2 separate regions of the Mus musculus genome follow, and region 1 is linked to region 2. A link is a loop called in an ENCODE intact Hi-C map of the cell type or tissue named here. Cell type or tissue: heart. All regions are shown on one strand.

Region 1 (8,000 bases), 250 kb after region 2:
GGCGGCCACTCCCCGCCCCTCCTTACAGCGCGGCTTCAGTCGCTGCCGCGGCGGCGGCGGCGGCGGCCCCGGCCCCCCCGGAGGGCGGCCCCCATGCCCGGCTCCCCGCGCAGCCCCGATCGGCTTCTCGCGCTCCTCGCCCGCCCTCCCGCCCGGAACGCGCCGCCCGCGCCCGCCCCCGCCGCACCGCCCGCCTCCGCCCGCACTCGCGGTCCCGGCGAGGCCCGCGACCCCCGACCCTCCCGCCGCTGGTGCCGCGCGCCCCTAGCCCGCCCCGAGGCCTGCCACCCCGAAACGCGTCCTGGCCCGAGGCCCCGGTCGGGCGCGGGGCTGCGGGCGGACGGACAGGCTGGGCGGCGCGTCCGGCGACTCGCACAGGAAAGCGGACGGCGGAGGGAGGGCGCTCGGGAGAGGGGGATGGGAGCAGGGAGGAAGAGGGAGAAGGAGGGAGCGCGGAGGAACGGAGGAGAGAGAGGGGCCCGGAGGAGACGCGAGGGAGGGAGCGCGCGGCAGTCGGGGGGCGGAGGATCGGGGAAGGGGAGGCGCCGGGCGAGTTGGCCGAAGCCGGCCGGGGCGCAGAGAGAGAGGGCCTCGCTGCGCAGAGCGTGGGGAGCTCGCGGGCCCCGCGCGGGAGAGGGCTGGGTGGGAGGGGCTGTGGACTGCGAAGGCAGACCTGGGGAGGCTGGAGAAGTTTGGGGACAAGAGGGGCTGTGGCAGGGGTGAAGTAGGTGGAGTTTGGGGAATTATGAAGTAGAGATTTGGATAATGGGACTGTATTGGAAAGATGGAGAGGAAGGGCCAGAAGTAGAGGCTGGAGGGGTTTAGGAGCTATTTTGGAGAGCCTACGATGGAAGTTTGTGGACCTGGGCGGGAAAGGATGAAGACGTACTAGGAGAATGGTGTTTCTGGAAGAGATAAGCGTTTAAGGCAGTGATTGGTGTTGAGAAGAATGCAAACCACAAGAATTTGGGAATGATGAAGGAAAGCTGGAGGCAAGTCCGGAGATCCCTCTGTGGGAGAGAAGGCATGAGAAGTCTCAGAAGAGGGGTGGAGGGCAGAGGATGCCTATTCTAGAGGGAGACTGGGGTGGGCTGGGTTGGTAAACATGAATGTGGGGACTTCCAATCGAACTAAGAACTATTTCCTTTGGCAAATAAAGTGGAGGAGAATGAATTAGAGAGGTCTGGAAGGAAACACAAGATAAATAGGGCTTTTGTGGCAACGTGGTGGGAGGGCCAGTGATGGGAAAAGAGAGGAGCTAGAGACGGAGGGAGAACCCTGGAGGAGTGACAGACTGGGGTCCAGGCCCTAGTGTGGAAGAGGTAACTAAGAGGTGGCACTTCACTTTTGGGCCCTTCATTTTCTCGAGGTTCCTGAACTAGACCTTCTCAAGTCTGAAGTCATTACTAGTAGCATCTTTGGTCATGGTCACAGAAGGGATGAAGTGGGGGATTAGGTGGAAAGGACCTACATACATTTTAGGGTGCCCAGGTTCCCCATAACAATTGTAATATGGAAGTAGTCCCCAGCACAGACTACAGCATGCTCCTCCCAACTCTTCTCCAGTCAGCGTGCCAGCCATGCCCAACCTACAGCCATGAAGTCAGCACCCCCATCACTCCAGTGGTGCCTTCTTCTGGGCTCCTTCTCTGGCCCCAAACCAGCAGCAACATCTCTCAGGACAAAGGACACTAGAGACAGGGTGATTTTTGGCAGCTGAAATTGGGAAGGCTAGAGAAAGGGAGGGAGGCAGGCTGGGAGCCCGGAAGAGCTGGAGCTGGAGTCTGGATTGGGAGCCCTTAGTAGTTCACCAGATTTGGAGGTGGGGGTAGAGAGCTTGTAGGGGGCCAGCCTAGCTCAGACCTAGTGGGTGGAGTGGGGGACACTGAGTGGGCAAACTGCCTTTGTGGAAGGGAGGAGAACGGCTAGCCTAGTAGCCACCCAGTAGGTCTTACACCACCATTCCTTAGGCCAGATTCAGCCAAGCTCTTGAACTTACCCAAAAGCTCTACACAGATTCCAAAGCACTAGGGAGACCAAGCAAGAATGCTTGGCTCCTCTAGGAACAAATATCCCATCACCCCACTGTGAAGTCCCTTGCCTCTGCAGGGCCTCACTTTACCCCCATACCCATTTGCTTGTCCCCTTCCAGGGCCTCCCAGAGACCAGGTCCTCTCCTGTGTACCCTTCACGTCTTTTTCTCTGTGCTCTAAGATAGACCTAGTTCCTTCCCTGTACCAACTAATTTTGCTCTGAGACTCCTCCTCCCTCCCCCCTCTCCCCATAGCATTTCCTCTCTTTCCTTTAGTTTCCCACTAGGCCTGGCCTAGGACCTTTCCAATCCTTTCCAGACTCAACCTCTACCCTTGTTTAGCCGCTAAGGCAACAGCCAAGATGGTAACTTATCTAAGCCTAAAAGAAAAATGTAGGCCTAGGGAAGGACAAGGCATGGAACTAGGAAAAGAAGCCAGCACTACACCTTCCAGTTCCTCTGGTACCCAAGACCAGGCTCACAGCTCAGCTGCTGGGAGCATTAAATATACACCCCACCCCTATCCTTCACCCCAGCTCCCTCTCTGGCCCCAGCCCCCTACAATCACCTGGTCTCCAGGCAATGGCACAAAAGGAAAGTAGAGAGGGGCCTTGGAGGCCCAAGCAGAGCTAGCTGTAACCCAATCCAACCTGGTACCAGAAGGGGGCTGGGAATGTTGTCAGAAAAAGGCACCTAGCTAGGATGGAGGAAAGAAAAGACAAGGGTTAGGAATGGTGGCTACAGCCACAATAGCCCTGACCAAAGCCTAGGAGTTTCTGAGAGAGCAGCCCCAGAGAAGTGTAGCGAGCCCCCGGGGCCATATAGGGGTGCTGGAAGGGGGAAAAAAAACGAGGAGCTTACATAGGAATTCAAGGGCACAGGGAAGGAGAGGGAGCAAGAAGTTCTTTGAACTGAAAATAGCTGGGGGATACAAGAAGATGGGTGGGGAGATGTGGCTCCTGGCTTCACCAGTGCAAGTTTCTGTTAGCCCTAAAGGGAGAAGGAAGTCTGAGGGAGCCTGGGACCAGAACTTGGGAGGATCCGCGGGAGGAGGGCAGAGGGTGCAACCTTGAAATTCTTCCCACCCCAACCTCACCTTGGCGTCTAGTAAGGTGTCCTGCAGAACTTGGGCTCCCCCTAATGGCCACAGCTATTCATGGGCAGATGCTGCCTGCAAGCGTGAGCCCTAGTACCCTAAGGATAGTAATGTTAGGGGGATTGTCCCCCAAGGCGGGCTGGGTGCTTCAACCTCACAGCCTCACTGGAGCTGAAAGGTTAGAGGGCCTCTGTCTACACACTGATATCCTCTCAGTCTGGCTAACGGGGAGGCTGGAGAGCACTTCAGGTGTGGCATCCATTTTACTGGAGAAGTCGGATTCCCAAGCTCCTGGTACCCGTAATATTTCTTCTCTCCCTTTTTTCTTTGGTTCTGTATTCCAAAGGAATTGGTGGCCATGATACTCTCATTTCAAAGCCATCCAGAATTCTGTTGAGGACCAGTACAGGGGCGCTTTAGTTATTGGTCTACTGCTTTGTTCCTACTTCGGTCCAAGACTTTAGGAACCAGAAACGCTTTGTTCCTCACCCCAGATACACTCAATCCCTGATGTTTGAGTAACTCCAGTACCACAGGTTAAGAATCCTTAGTTCAGCCAAGTGTGGTGGTACAAGCTTTTAATCCCAGCACTCGGGAGGCAGAAGCAGGCGGATCTCTGTAAACTTGGAGCCAGCCTGGTCTACAGAGTGAGTTCCAGGACAGCCAGGGCTACACGTAGAAACCCTGTCTTGGGAAACAAAAACCCCACGGATCCCACATCACCAGCAATGCTGCAAACTTGGTCATGAGTTCAGTGGCTTGCCGCTTTTTGAGCCCTCCCCTGATCTGCTACCTAGGATCGCCAATATCCAGTCGTTTCTCTTCGTCCTCTCACATGGAGCAGAGAGTAAGAGTCCTCAGACAAGGGGTGGTGCGCTGTGATTCAGACTTTAATGGTGGTGGTCATTTCAAAGCCACGGAGATGGTGGCAACTGTGGGACATGGCGCAGGGGAGTGAGGCAGCGCTCTGGTGCAGCCGGAGAAAGACGGAGGAGCCTAGGGCTGGGGAGAGGGTTAGAGGAGAAAAGCCTCCCCAGGTCCACAGCCCCATTCTGTAAAGTTCCGAGCTTCGGTTAGTGCACCGAATGAAGCAATTGCTAAGGCCCTTTTCTGTTCCCCTTCCCATGCTAGCAAAATCCCCATCCTGGGTCATCTTGGAATGAAGCCACATGGAATAGGGGTGCCTAGTCCTGTCAAGTTAGGTCACTTTCAGACTGGAGAGTTACAGGAGATGGCTGACTGACCAGCTGAGAAATAAATAAATAAATAAATAAATAAATAAATAAATAAATAAATAAGCAAACAAACAAACTGTGCTTGTGTATGTAAACACATACACTAAAGCCTCAACCAAGCATGACCACACATCCAGCACTCCCCAAACTCCAGTTCTATGCATAGTTCAAGGCTTATACACACCATGGTAAGCACTGAAACACTCATGCCCGTGACCCCACTTTAAACACCCCAACACACCAATCCTGAAGCTCCTGTCAGACACTGAGGATTCTTCTGTGGACCCCCTTCTAATCTTCATAATTTTTTTTTAAAGAGAAGAGAGAATAGAAGGGAAAGTGGGAAGACTGAATCCCCCCAAAAATGGGGCCCAGAGAGGAGGAAGAGCAGAGAGAGCAAGGGGGGTTGTGGAAGCCAAGAACAGCAGGAGCGGTGAGTCGAGGTGTTCTGGGTGACTTGGGGCTCAGGGTATCAGAGTGACTATGGCAGGTCAGGGCAGCAAGAAAGAGGCTCCAGGAGAATGAGATGTTCCCGCGTTCAGGCAAGCGGGGTTGGGGGAAGGGGATCACAGCACACTGGGATTTCGGAAATTATGTCCCGCGAAGCGAGCTTCGTCCCCCAGCTCTTCCTCAATTCTGACAGATGATCCGGAAGGGGGACAGTCAGGGGAGAAGACGGGATCAGCCTTTCTCCCTGAGTCCCTCAATGCTCCCCCTTTGAGGGCTGCCCCAAGGTGAACGGTCCCTGGCTTTCGTGGTCAGTTAGTGATCTGTCAATCGGACCATCCTTGAACCCACTTAGCAAAACTTTTCTTGGCATCAACTGCTATCCAGGTCCTGGATGCAGGAGGTGGAATGGTGGCCTAATGGGGCGTTTAGACCCCGGGTTTCGGGTTCTTGTTCTTCGGGGACCCTCCTCACCTCATGAGCTGGTTGTACTTCGCCAGACGTTCAGATCTGCATGGGGCGCCAGTCTTGATCTGAAACATTCCAGGAGATAGGCAGCTTAAGGATTTCCTTCGCCTGATAGGACACCCCTATGCCCCACCCCTGCCACACACACATACATACATTTTTTTTTGAGACACTTTTATGAAGGTTGTCCTCTAAAGGGACAGGTTAGCCTAGAACTCCTCATCCTCCTGCCTCTGCTTCCCGAGTGTGGAGACAAAAGGCATGTATCCCCAAGTCCAGGGCTTTTGGTTTGTTTTGAGACAGAGTTTTACTATGTAGCGAACTCCCTACATAGACTAAGCTGGTATTGAACTTACAGAGATCCTCCTGCCTCTGGCTCCTGGGTGCTGGGACTAAAGGCGTGCAATGTCATATCCTACTCCCCCCCCCCTTTTTTTTTAAATGGAACCCAGGGTCTTGCACGTACTAGGCAAGTACTCTATAAATGAGCTGAACCTCCAACTCTGAAACATCTGTATTTGTACTAATTAATTAATTAATTATAAAAATTAATGCTTTAAGTTGTGTCTGTGTACACGTCTGTGGATCTGCTCATGCCACGGTGTGCATGTGGAGGCCAGAGGACAACTGGTGGGAGTTGGTTCTCTCCTAACCCGTGGGTCCCACAAATCAGACTAAAGCTGAGAGTCAGGCTTAGGACTGGGCTGAGCCATCTCACCAGCCCAGAACTTCTACTCTTTTTACTATTTACTAAGACAGAGTCCCTCGGTGTAGCCCTGGGTTTCCTGCTATACTCACTATACAAACCAAACTGGCCTTAAACTCACAGAGATCCACCTGCCTCTGCCTCCTGAGTGCTGGTATTAAAGGCGTGTGCCACTATGCCTGGCCAGACTTCTACTCTCAAACTTCTCTGACTCTCAAATTTTCGGCAGGACAATAACTACCTGGGCCTAGAACCCACCAACCCCACAAAGACCTCTCCCAATCCCACAGACTGGCTCTACTCACCTGGCCTGTACACAGTCCGACGACAAGATCAGCAATGAACGTGTCCTCCGTTTCTCCAGAGCGATGGCTCACCATAACCCCCCAGCCATTCTCCTGGGCCAGCTTGCACCTGCAGGGTACGTACACCAGCACTGACCTGCCCCGAAGCACGGCTACTCCCTCCCAGCCCCGGGCTTCACCTATGTCAGGAAGCACCTGGAGGAAGGTGACTAAGGGAAGTACAGAGAGACTAGAAGTGAGAAGAGTGTGAAGGGTTCGCTAGGATTCCTGGGCAGAATCCAGCTAGGAGGGCGCTCCCAAGAGGAGTCCTGAAGAAACGAGGACCAGGTGGGCGGAGGCCAGGACCACTCACGCTTGGATGGCTTCTGTGACCGAGCCGATCTGATTGACCTTGAGCAGCAAACAGTTGCAGGCCTTCTCCTCCACTGCCCGCTCGATGCGCTTGGGGTTGGTCACCGTCAGGTCATCGCCCACTATCTGGATGCCGACGTTGGCTGTGAACTTGGACCAAGCTGCCCAGTCGTCCTGGTCAAATGGGTCTTCAATGGAGACCACTGCAGGGGGAGTGGAGAGGGGACTGGTTCTTCCTAGAGACGCCTGCTCTGATGGAGGCCAACTGCCTCTGTGGAGCGGGACGGAGGCCCTTGGTGGCTGTGGAGACTCTGTACCTCAGTGAGACTCGCCCCCCCCCCCAACCCCCCAAGGCGCCGCGCCAACTCCATTCAGTATCCACCTTCATCAATCAAAGACACTAAAGCCTGGCACTTTTCTGTCACATCCATTCATGGTTTTCCCATCCCTGGCTCCATCCAGAGCCCTCCCTAGGAACCAAGTAGCTCTCAGAGCCCAGGGTCTGAAACAGACGGAGGAGCCCCATCCTATGATGAGTCCTGGGACTACATGCGCAGTCACATGACACTCAAAGCGCCTCTCTGCAAGAGCCTACTGCTCCTTCTCCTTGCTTCTCAGCCTCCTCAGGACCTCACCTGGCCCCAGACTCTGCACCCCATAAAGTTCACCTTTGCCTAGCTCCGTCCTTTCCCTTCCCTATCTCCCACAACCCCTCGCTCTCACCAGGATAGTTCCGGACAAAGTCCTGGTAGAGTGCCCCCAGCTGGTCCCCAGTGATGTATCGGGAAGGATCAGCGGGAGACTTGAAATCCAAGTCGTATTTGCCATCGCGGTAAAACTCAGAGGCAGCCACATCCATACCGATCACCATCTTTTCCGTGTAGCCAGCCTTGTCGATGGCTTCCTTCACCAGCTCCAAGGCTATAGAAACAAATCCAGTGAAATTGTAAGTTGGAGAAATAGGTGTGAAGGAAGGAGGGCAAGAAAAGCAATTCAGGGTGGAAGGAGGGGACTGTTGGAAGGGAGGTGTGACTAGGGTCTGTGGAGAGAGGCTATCTAGGGAGACAGAAGAGTAGAATTGTGTTACTAGTTACTAATGTTGGTCCCCCTCCCCCATACTGCATCACACATCATACTGGTGCTGGGACTTGAACCTAAGGCCTCATTCATTTGAGGCAAGTTCTCTGCCACTGAGCCACATTCCTGTCCCCTTTTTTCTTTCTCATTTTGAGACAGTGTCTAAGTTGTTCAGGCTGGTCTCGAACTCACTCTGTAGCTAAAGCATGCCTTGAATTTTCAGTTCTCCTCCCTCAGCCTCTAAATGGTTGGGATGCTAGACCTGCACCACCAGGCCCCTGGC
Region 2 (8,000 bases):
ATCTCTTTTCTCACTCTCCTCACTTGCAGTCTGTGGAAGACCAGTCGTCCCCCTTGCTGAGAACCCAAACACTTTTGGTTCTTCCCGAGCTAAACTGGGCAACTTCCCCTGGCAAGCCTTCACCAGCATCTATGGTCGTGGGGGTGGAGCCCTGCTGGGTGACAGATGGATCCTGACGGCTGCCCATACCATCTACCCCAAGGATAGCATCTATCTCAGAAGGAACCAGAATGTGGAAGTGTTTCTGGGTCACACAGACATAGACGAGCTACTGAAACTCGGGAACCATCCTGTCCGTAGGGTCGTGGTTCACCCAGACTACCGCCAACATGAGTCCCACAACTTCAATGGAGATATTGCTCTCCTGGAACTTGAGCAGAGAGTCCCTCTGGGGCCCAATCTCCTCCCAGTCTGTCTGCCGGACAACGAGACCCTCTACCACAGCGGCCTGTGGGGTTACGTCAGTGGGTTTGGTGTGGAGATGGGCTGGTTAACAACAAAGTTGAAATACTCAAAACTGCCTGTAGCTCCCAGGGAGGCCTGTGAAGCCTGGCTCCACCAGAGGCAGCGAACTGAGGTGTTTTCTGACAATATGTTCTGTGTTGGGGAAGAGATGCAGGTGAACAGTGTCTGCCAGGGAGACAGCGGCAGCGTCTATGTGGTGTGGGACGATCTTGCTCTCCGCTGGGTGGCCACAGGCATTGTATCCTGGGGCATCGGGTGTGGCAAGGGGTACGGCTTCTACACCAAAGTGCTCAGCTACATGGATTGGATTAAGAGGGTGATTGAAGGTAAAGACTGACCCCAGGGGGCCCGAGGAGTGGCCAGCCAGTGCTGTGGAGGTCCCTGCTAAGAACGGGCAGGAGTGAGGATCCACTTGAAACCGGGAGACCCCATTTAAGTCACTGGTTCAGCAGGGCAGTGGTGGCACAAGTCTTTAATCCCAGCACTTGGGAGGCAGAGACAGGTGGATTTCTGAGTTCCAGGTCAGCCTGGTCTACAGATTGAGTTCCAGGACAGGTAGGGCTACACAGAGAAACCCTGTATCAAAAACTAAACAAAAAAAAAAAAAAAAAAAGTCACTGATTCAGCAACCCACTGCCAAGAGAAAGCCCCGCCTCCCCAGACCACGCTGTCCCAAATCAGAAACAGAACCTTCTGCTCTCCTGGGTTTTATACCAAGCAACCTTTGCTCAGAATGTCTTTTTGTTTGTTCAAGGCAGGATTTCACTCTGTAGCCAGGCTGGCCTTGAACTCACGGCAATGCTCCCGCTTCAGCCTCCCAAACACTGGGATTACAAGCGTGTACACCTGCATCATCACCATGTGTGTCTTTTTTTAATTCCCCGACCTCAGCTATGGACGGTTTCTTCTGTATTTACTCATGGTCTCTTGTGTTTCTGAAATATTCTGAAAACCCTTACAATGAGCTTCAAATATGCCTCCTGTCCCAGCTTCTCCAGACAATCGTGGCAATACTCGATTCCATTTTACATCTACTGTAAGCCAGGAGCATCGCCTGTTGTCTCATCCAGTCCTCCCTCCCTGTTGGCAGAGGGTGTGTTTTCTGTCATTCATGCCTCACAAAGAGGAAACGGAAGCTCCCACAGATCCCGTGGCTTGTGGAAGTTCCAAAGCTGGTTCTCCACTGAGGCTTCATTCATCCCAGCATGTTTGCCCAGCATGCTCTGTCTCCGGGATTCCTCCCAGTTGCCCCGCAGACCTGCCTGAGCACCCATTTCACCTTCCGGGCTCCACCACTGTACAGACTCCATCCCTGGGAAGGCCTGTTTCTATGAAGATTGTACCACCAGCTCTCACTTTCCTGCTGGCCCTCATCACCCAGGGCATTGCGAGCCTGAGAAGATGAACTCTTTAATTTGTAGGGAAGATTTGGAGTGATTTATACTAAAAGACAAAATAAAACACACGAGTTCAGTGATAATAGAAAATGAATACCATAAAAGAGAGGGGAGAAAAGGAAGGGGGTTAGTGTTGAGATGAACGTGCTCTAAAGTCAAAGGTTAAATTTATCTTTGAAATAACAGCAGCATCCAAGCTAAGCCATAATACACACTAAAATCCCAGCCACGCGGGAGGCTGAGGCAGAAGGATCATAAGTTCAAGGCCAGCTTTGATCTCATTTCAAAGTTAACAAAAAATTAAAACATAGTAGTGGTGCCTTATGCCTTTAGTCCTAGCACTGCGGGAAGTTCAAGGCCAGCCTGGTCTACAAAGTCAGTTCCAGGATAGCCAGGGCTACACAGGGAAACCCTGTCTTAAAAACCAATAAATAAACAAATAAATTAATAAATAGTTGGCAGGATATAAATATGGTTGATTCTACTTTTTAAACCCTATGCACAATTCAAAAGACTATTAAAAGTAGTCTAGGGGTTTGGAGAGATGACTCAGAGGTCCCTGGAATGGAAACACACACACACACACACACACACACACACACACACACACACACACACACAAATAGCTCACATGTGTCTATAACTCCAGGTCTGGAGTTTCCAACAACCTCTCTGGCCTCCACAGACACTGCGTGCACAGGTGCACATGCATCCACCCAGGCAAAACACTTATGAACATAAAGTACAAATAAGTAAATTATTTTTAAAAATAGGTTAAAAGTAACAGTATTCCAAGAATACTAAGCAGAAGTTATTTTGGGTGGAGCGATTTTGACTGATTATTTTCTCTTATTTTCTACTGACTAAATTTTAAGTAGTAAGCATATGTCATTCTTATTGAACTTTTTATTTTGATAAAAATTATATATTTTCTTACAGACAAAGCAAAAGACATATATTTGTCTATATCTATGTAATATTTTTATCTCTAGATGCAGATCTAAACTTTATTTGTATGTTTAAACAAAATGGAAATGGGGCAGGACCTGAGGTGGTAAGGTCCAGGTTTGGCATATTTTTTTGGTCAAGTCACATGACATCAGAACAGAACTCAGAATCCCTAGAAGCAATGTAGATGAGATTTTTCAATTGACTTGCTTTCTTGGACCACACCCTTCCATCTGATCCTTCTGCCACAGTTATGAACAAGCCATGCACATACACACACACACACACACACACACACACACACACACACACACCTACTTCTTAGGATACCAACATGCAATTCACTAGGCAAGATTTCCTCTTCCTTCTGTCTTCTGATCTAGTCCATTTCCTATCCCTCATCATTGGTCTTTCCCGACCTTATCTTACCCTGATAAAATCTTGGAAGCCCTCCCCACCCCTCCCTCTCTCCTAGCCACTACCTTCATTCAGGCTTCTGCCCCAGTGCTGGGAAAATCTTCCAAACCTCCGTGCGTTTCACATCTTGTGTGTGCCTGCTCTCCGGCCTCATGCCAAGGTCACTGTCAAGGGGAGACTGCCTCCATCGTTGTGGATCCTTTAAGTTCACAGGCTGACCCCTAATACGAATTATCCCATACGTGGACAAGTCGGGAGAGAAGAGCGAGTAGGGGAGGAACATTTTCTCTAATCAGGAACACCTTACAGGAACTGGCATGCCTGCTCTGTAGTCCAAGCCTCCACAAAACAAAGTGCCATAAATTTTTTGGTGGAGACAGGAACAAATTTTTTAAACAGGACACCATGTCCTTGTGGACAGCACAGCTGTCCCGGGTACCTGGTTTCCCTTCTAAGAAGAAAGAGTCACTCTCCCTCTGCGGCCACACCCTTTGCTTGAAGCGCTAAGTAGTTGTATCCCTGAAGACTCGAGCTGACCATATGTCCAGGAAAAGATGTTTCTTCCACTCTGCAGCTGCCCTATCTTCAACAAGATCTAAGTTCACTGGGAAGCCAGAGTTCAAGGATGGAGGCGGGAGCTCAAAGCATAGCCTTGCTTTAGTGTCCTGTGATCTTGCAACTCCATCACACTCATATCCACACCTGTACACCTCGGTGCCCTCCTCAACCCAGTTCTTCTTCACCTCACCCTGTGCATTGAAACCCCAGCTCCTTGGCTTCCAGGTGAATAAGAATTGCAAAAAAGGGGCCAATAGGAAAGCAGAGCCTTTAAGTGCCTCCACAATCTACGATGCCTGTGGCGAGGATCCTGGAATAAAGGGCAACTAGCAGCCCCAGGAAAGTCTCCCAGAAAATGTTAATCCGATTTAGAGACCCCAGAGTCTGGCCCTCCAAACCAAATGTTTCCAGGTCCCTAAAACTTCAGATCCCATCGCCTCAGCCATTCCCCAAATGGACCACCAGATGGCACCAGCAAGCAACGAGGATTTCAAAACCAAAACTAAACTGGGAACTCAGATTTTTTTTGCTGTTTATGCAAATGCTTCATTCCCTGAAACATTCCTCCGGGAATGGTCACCCCCTCCACTGCCACAATCCTTCCCTCCCCTGTATGCCTACTCCCTCCTTCAACTTACAGTGCCTGAAGACTCTGTCAGGAGAGCTGAGGACCCAAAACAAACTGGCCTTGAGACATGTGAGTAAGACTGATGGGTATCAAGGGAGGAAAGAGGAGTTGGGCATAGGAAGCAAACATGCGCCCATATTACTTTAAAGAAAAAAAAAAAAGAATACGGAAAGAAAATGGAAGGGGAATAAGAAGAGGAATACAATATCCTTCTTCCCATACTGCCAGCTCCAGAGCACATACTTCTCAGGGTCACTCCTCAGCCCTCCTCCCAGGGTCCAGACCCTTAGACATGAGCTGAGCTAGCCTCTCCTTTCTTGACTCTGGGTTCATAGCAGGGTAACAGTGAGGGGAGGGAACTCTCTGAGAGAGGAGAGAACCCCCCCACGTGTATTTCTCAGACCCCACATGTGTTTCTCTCTCCCCCCCCACACACGTGTGTTTCTCAGACCCCACGTGTGTTTCTCTCCCCCCCCCACACACACACGTGTGTTTCTCAGACCCCACCTGTGTTTCTCAGACATGATGAAGGGTTTCTCCCAGGGGTCTTTGCTGAAGCCTTGGGAAACTTTGCAGAGCCATCACTGGAAAACTTCACCCTCAGATAGCTTCTACTCCAGGAAGAAAAGGAGGCAAAAGAGAAGGGCAGAGAAGGCAGTTCAGAGGCTGGGGGTGGGGAGTGTGATAGAGTCCAGTGACCCCTGGACTGGGCACTGACCTACGAGAAACTCAGCTGCAGCAGATGCAGAGGCTGCTGATGCCCCCAATCACAGAACCACTATGAAGTCTACAATGGGCATGGGGGAAGAACCAGGCAGTTTAGTCATCCTATTCCTGCCTAAGGCAGTTCAAATAGCAAGGGTGCTACACAACACCCTTGATCCTCCAGCCCCACAAACACTCGCCTCTCTCTTTGACAGGTGGCTCTTTGCCCTCCTGGTGACCCTGTTCTATGGGGTGGAAGGCTCCATTTACCTCCCTCAGAAGCTCTATGGAGAGGTGACCTCCCCTCTGTATCCCAAGCCTTACCCCAGTGACTTGGAGACAACCACTGTGATCACTGTCCCCATGGGGTACAGGGTGAAGCTGGTCTTCTGGCAGTTTGACGTGGAGCCTTCTGAAGGCTGCTTCTATGACTATGTTAAGGTAGGCGTCAGAGTGGGAGGGAGGGGAAACAAAACTGGAAGTTTGTGCTCTGAATACTCTGGACAATATGCCTGCACCCCATCACTGTACAGCTCTGTAGAAATGTTGGCCTTGGGTCGCTGGTGCCATAGAGGGGGTATCCATGGACTTTTGAGGCCTTCAGTGAGATTCATGAGGAAAAGGGGCAGGCATGGGGGTGTTTGTTCCAGTAGATTTCACTATGTATTGGAGTTAGGACACAGCTAACCATAAGGCCTTGAGAAACAGCCATGCCTCAGTTTCCCTGAATGGTAACCTACTGCATCCAAAACAAGAAGAAAAGAAACATATGAAAGGTGTCACATGTCCTTCAGGGAAGACAAGGACCTTGGTCACCCCTGTATGTACCCTTCAAAGGGTTTCTTTCTTAGCCTCATCTTTCTACATCCAGTAAAAATAAAAGGCAGGATTCAAGCAGAGCCTATGCTCTTCCTCGCACTATGAGGCTCAGGCAACAGCCAGGAGACTAAGAAAATAACGAGAAAACTCCACACTTCCCCAACAAAGGGGACTCAACAAGTCTGCAGCGTTGAGGGAGGGGTGCATCCCACGGCAAAGCTAGCAAGGAGAACGTCGTCTGCTTTGGACAAAGTAAGGAATCTGTGAGACAAAGCAGGGAAGACACTAGGTGATGCTGGCCAGTGAGGAGACCTCTGGGTACCATTTGTACTATCATGTTCAGCTGGGTCTATCAGGAGGCTGAGTTGAGTGCGGCTTTTAAAACAAGAATTGGTGGAAGGAGTTACAGAGACAAAGTTTGGAGCTGAGACGAAAGGATGGACCATGTAGAGACTGCCATATCCAGGGATCCACCCCATAATCAGCTTCCAAACGCTGACACCATTGCATACACTAGCAAGATTTTATCGAAAGGACCAAGATGTAGCTGTCTCTTGTGAGACTATGCCGGGGCCTAGCAAACACAGAAGTGGATGCTCACAGTCAGCTAATGGATGGATCACAGGGATCCCAATGGAGGAGCTAGAGAAAGCACCCAAGGAGCTAAAGGTGTCTGCAACCCTATAGGTGGAACAACATTATGAACTAACCAGTACCCCGGAGCTCTTGACTCTAGCTGCATATGTATCAAAAGATGGCCTAGTCGGCCATCACTGGTAAGAGAGGCCCATTGGACACGAAAACTTTATATGCCCCAGTACAGGGGAACGCCAGGGCCAAAAAGGGGGAGTGGGTGGGTAGGGGAGTGGGGGTGGGTGGGTATGGGGGACTTTTTGTATAGCATTGGAAATGTAAATGAGCTAAATACCTAATAAAAAATGGAAAAAAAAAAAAAACAAGAATTGGGACGAAGGCAGAAGAACTACAGGCTCAATCCCAGTCCAGAGCTGGCAAGATGGGTCAGTGGGTAAAGGCCCTTGCCTCCAAGTCTTCAACCTAAGTTCAATCCCAAGGATGTCCATGATGGAGGGAAAGACCTGACTTTTGCAAGTCATCCTCTGGGCTCCCCATGTATTCCCCTGTAACATGCCCCTCGACATAGACAGAGACAGAGGCCTTAATTAATGCCATCAAGGCAAGCCTAGGCTACATTGTGATATCCTAACTTAAGAAAACAAACTTAATGAAAGACAGAGATGGACCCATAAGCATCACTTGAGGGTGTGCACAGCAGCCAGATCTGACAGATAGTAACATTAGATCAGGATTCAATCCAAGGAGGGTCTCTCTGGCTGCCACACGGGACCAGACTCCTTAGCAGGGCTTCTCTCCATTGTCCTCCCTCCAACAGATTTCTGCTGATAAGCAAACACTGGGGAGGTTCTGTGGGCAGCTGGATTCTCCCCTGGGCAACCCCCCAGGAAGCAAGGAATTCATGTCCCAAGGAAACAAGATGCTGCTGACCTTCCACACAGACTTCTCCAATGAGGAGAATGGGACCATCATGTTCTACAAGGGCTTCCTGGCCTACTACCAGGCTGTAGGTGAGTGCTCCCCACAGCCAGCCCTTCACTCTGGCCTCAGCCATGGGAGTGGGGCTGGGGCATGTTTGAGCCCTGTTGTAGTAATTTCTTAATCTCCATCGGGGATTTCTACCCTTTGATCATTCAGTTCCCAGATAAAACTTTTATATTTATAATAAGCCTTCATCAGTGATAGAGCTGGGCAGATATCAACTCTCTATGCTCTTACATCTACCTCCCTGTTAACAACCCTGAGATATGATTGGCTGTATTCCATCCAGATAGCTCTTACTCAGACTGGGCAGCTCTCATGGGCAATTCTCATGATTGCTCTCCTCTTCTCTCCACCTTCTATCTTGTCCATCGTGGACCTCCTTGGACCCCAAGCCCAGGAACCAAAACTTTACCTACCTCTCTTCTGGCCAGCTATAGGTTGCCAGTATCTTTACTCAACCAACAGTTCTAAATTAAAGAGCAAGT

The links. A loop is a pair of places that touch in the nucleus more often than their neighbours do. Peaks named below come from ENCODE experiments on the same cell type or tissue, not always from the same donor. Only the 100,000 strongest peaks of a DNase experiment are listed, where the experiment ranks them.
Region 1: a loop joins it to region 2, with 6 times the contacts of the local background. A loop is called at or near these places in 10 of 42 quality-filtered maps.

The regions. Positions count from the first base shown.
Region 1 is chr6:124,756,364-124,764,363 of GRCm38, forward strand. Atn1 (atrophin 1) reads right to left here and starts at 124. Exons shown (of 10, transcript NM_007881.4): 1 at 1-124. It overlaps Eno2 (enolase 2, gamma neuronal), which reads right to left. Exons shown (of 12, transcript NM_013509.3): 8 at 7,364-7,561; 9 at 6,642-6,843; 10 at 6,290-6,398; 11 at 5,285-5,343; 12 at 3,690-4,999. The coding sequence ends at 4,930. In heart, a CTCF peak has its summit at 3,170 (motif pointing left); DNase peaks (open chromatin) are centred at 458, 1,658, 2,328, 3,158 and 2 weaker places; H3K4me3 peaks cover 2,787 bases; H3K27ac peaks cover 3,369 bases; H3K27me3 peaks cover 1,719 bases.
Region 2 is chr6:124,508,319-124,516,318 of GRCm38, forward strand. C1rl (complement component 1, r subcomponent-like) reads left to right here. Exons shown (of 6, transcript NM_181344.5): 6 at 30-2,325. The coding sequence ends at 802. It overlaps C1ra (complement component 1, r subcomponent A), which reads left to right and starts at 4,303. Exons shown (of 11, transcript NM_023143.3): 1 at 4,303-4,482; 2 at 5,334-5,559; 3 at 7,349-7,541. The coding sequence starts at 4,481. In heart, a CTCF peak has its summit at 4,246 (motif pointing right); a DNase peak (open chromatin) is centred at 4,263; H3K4me3 peaks cover 331 bases.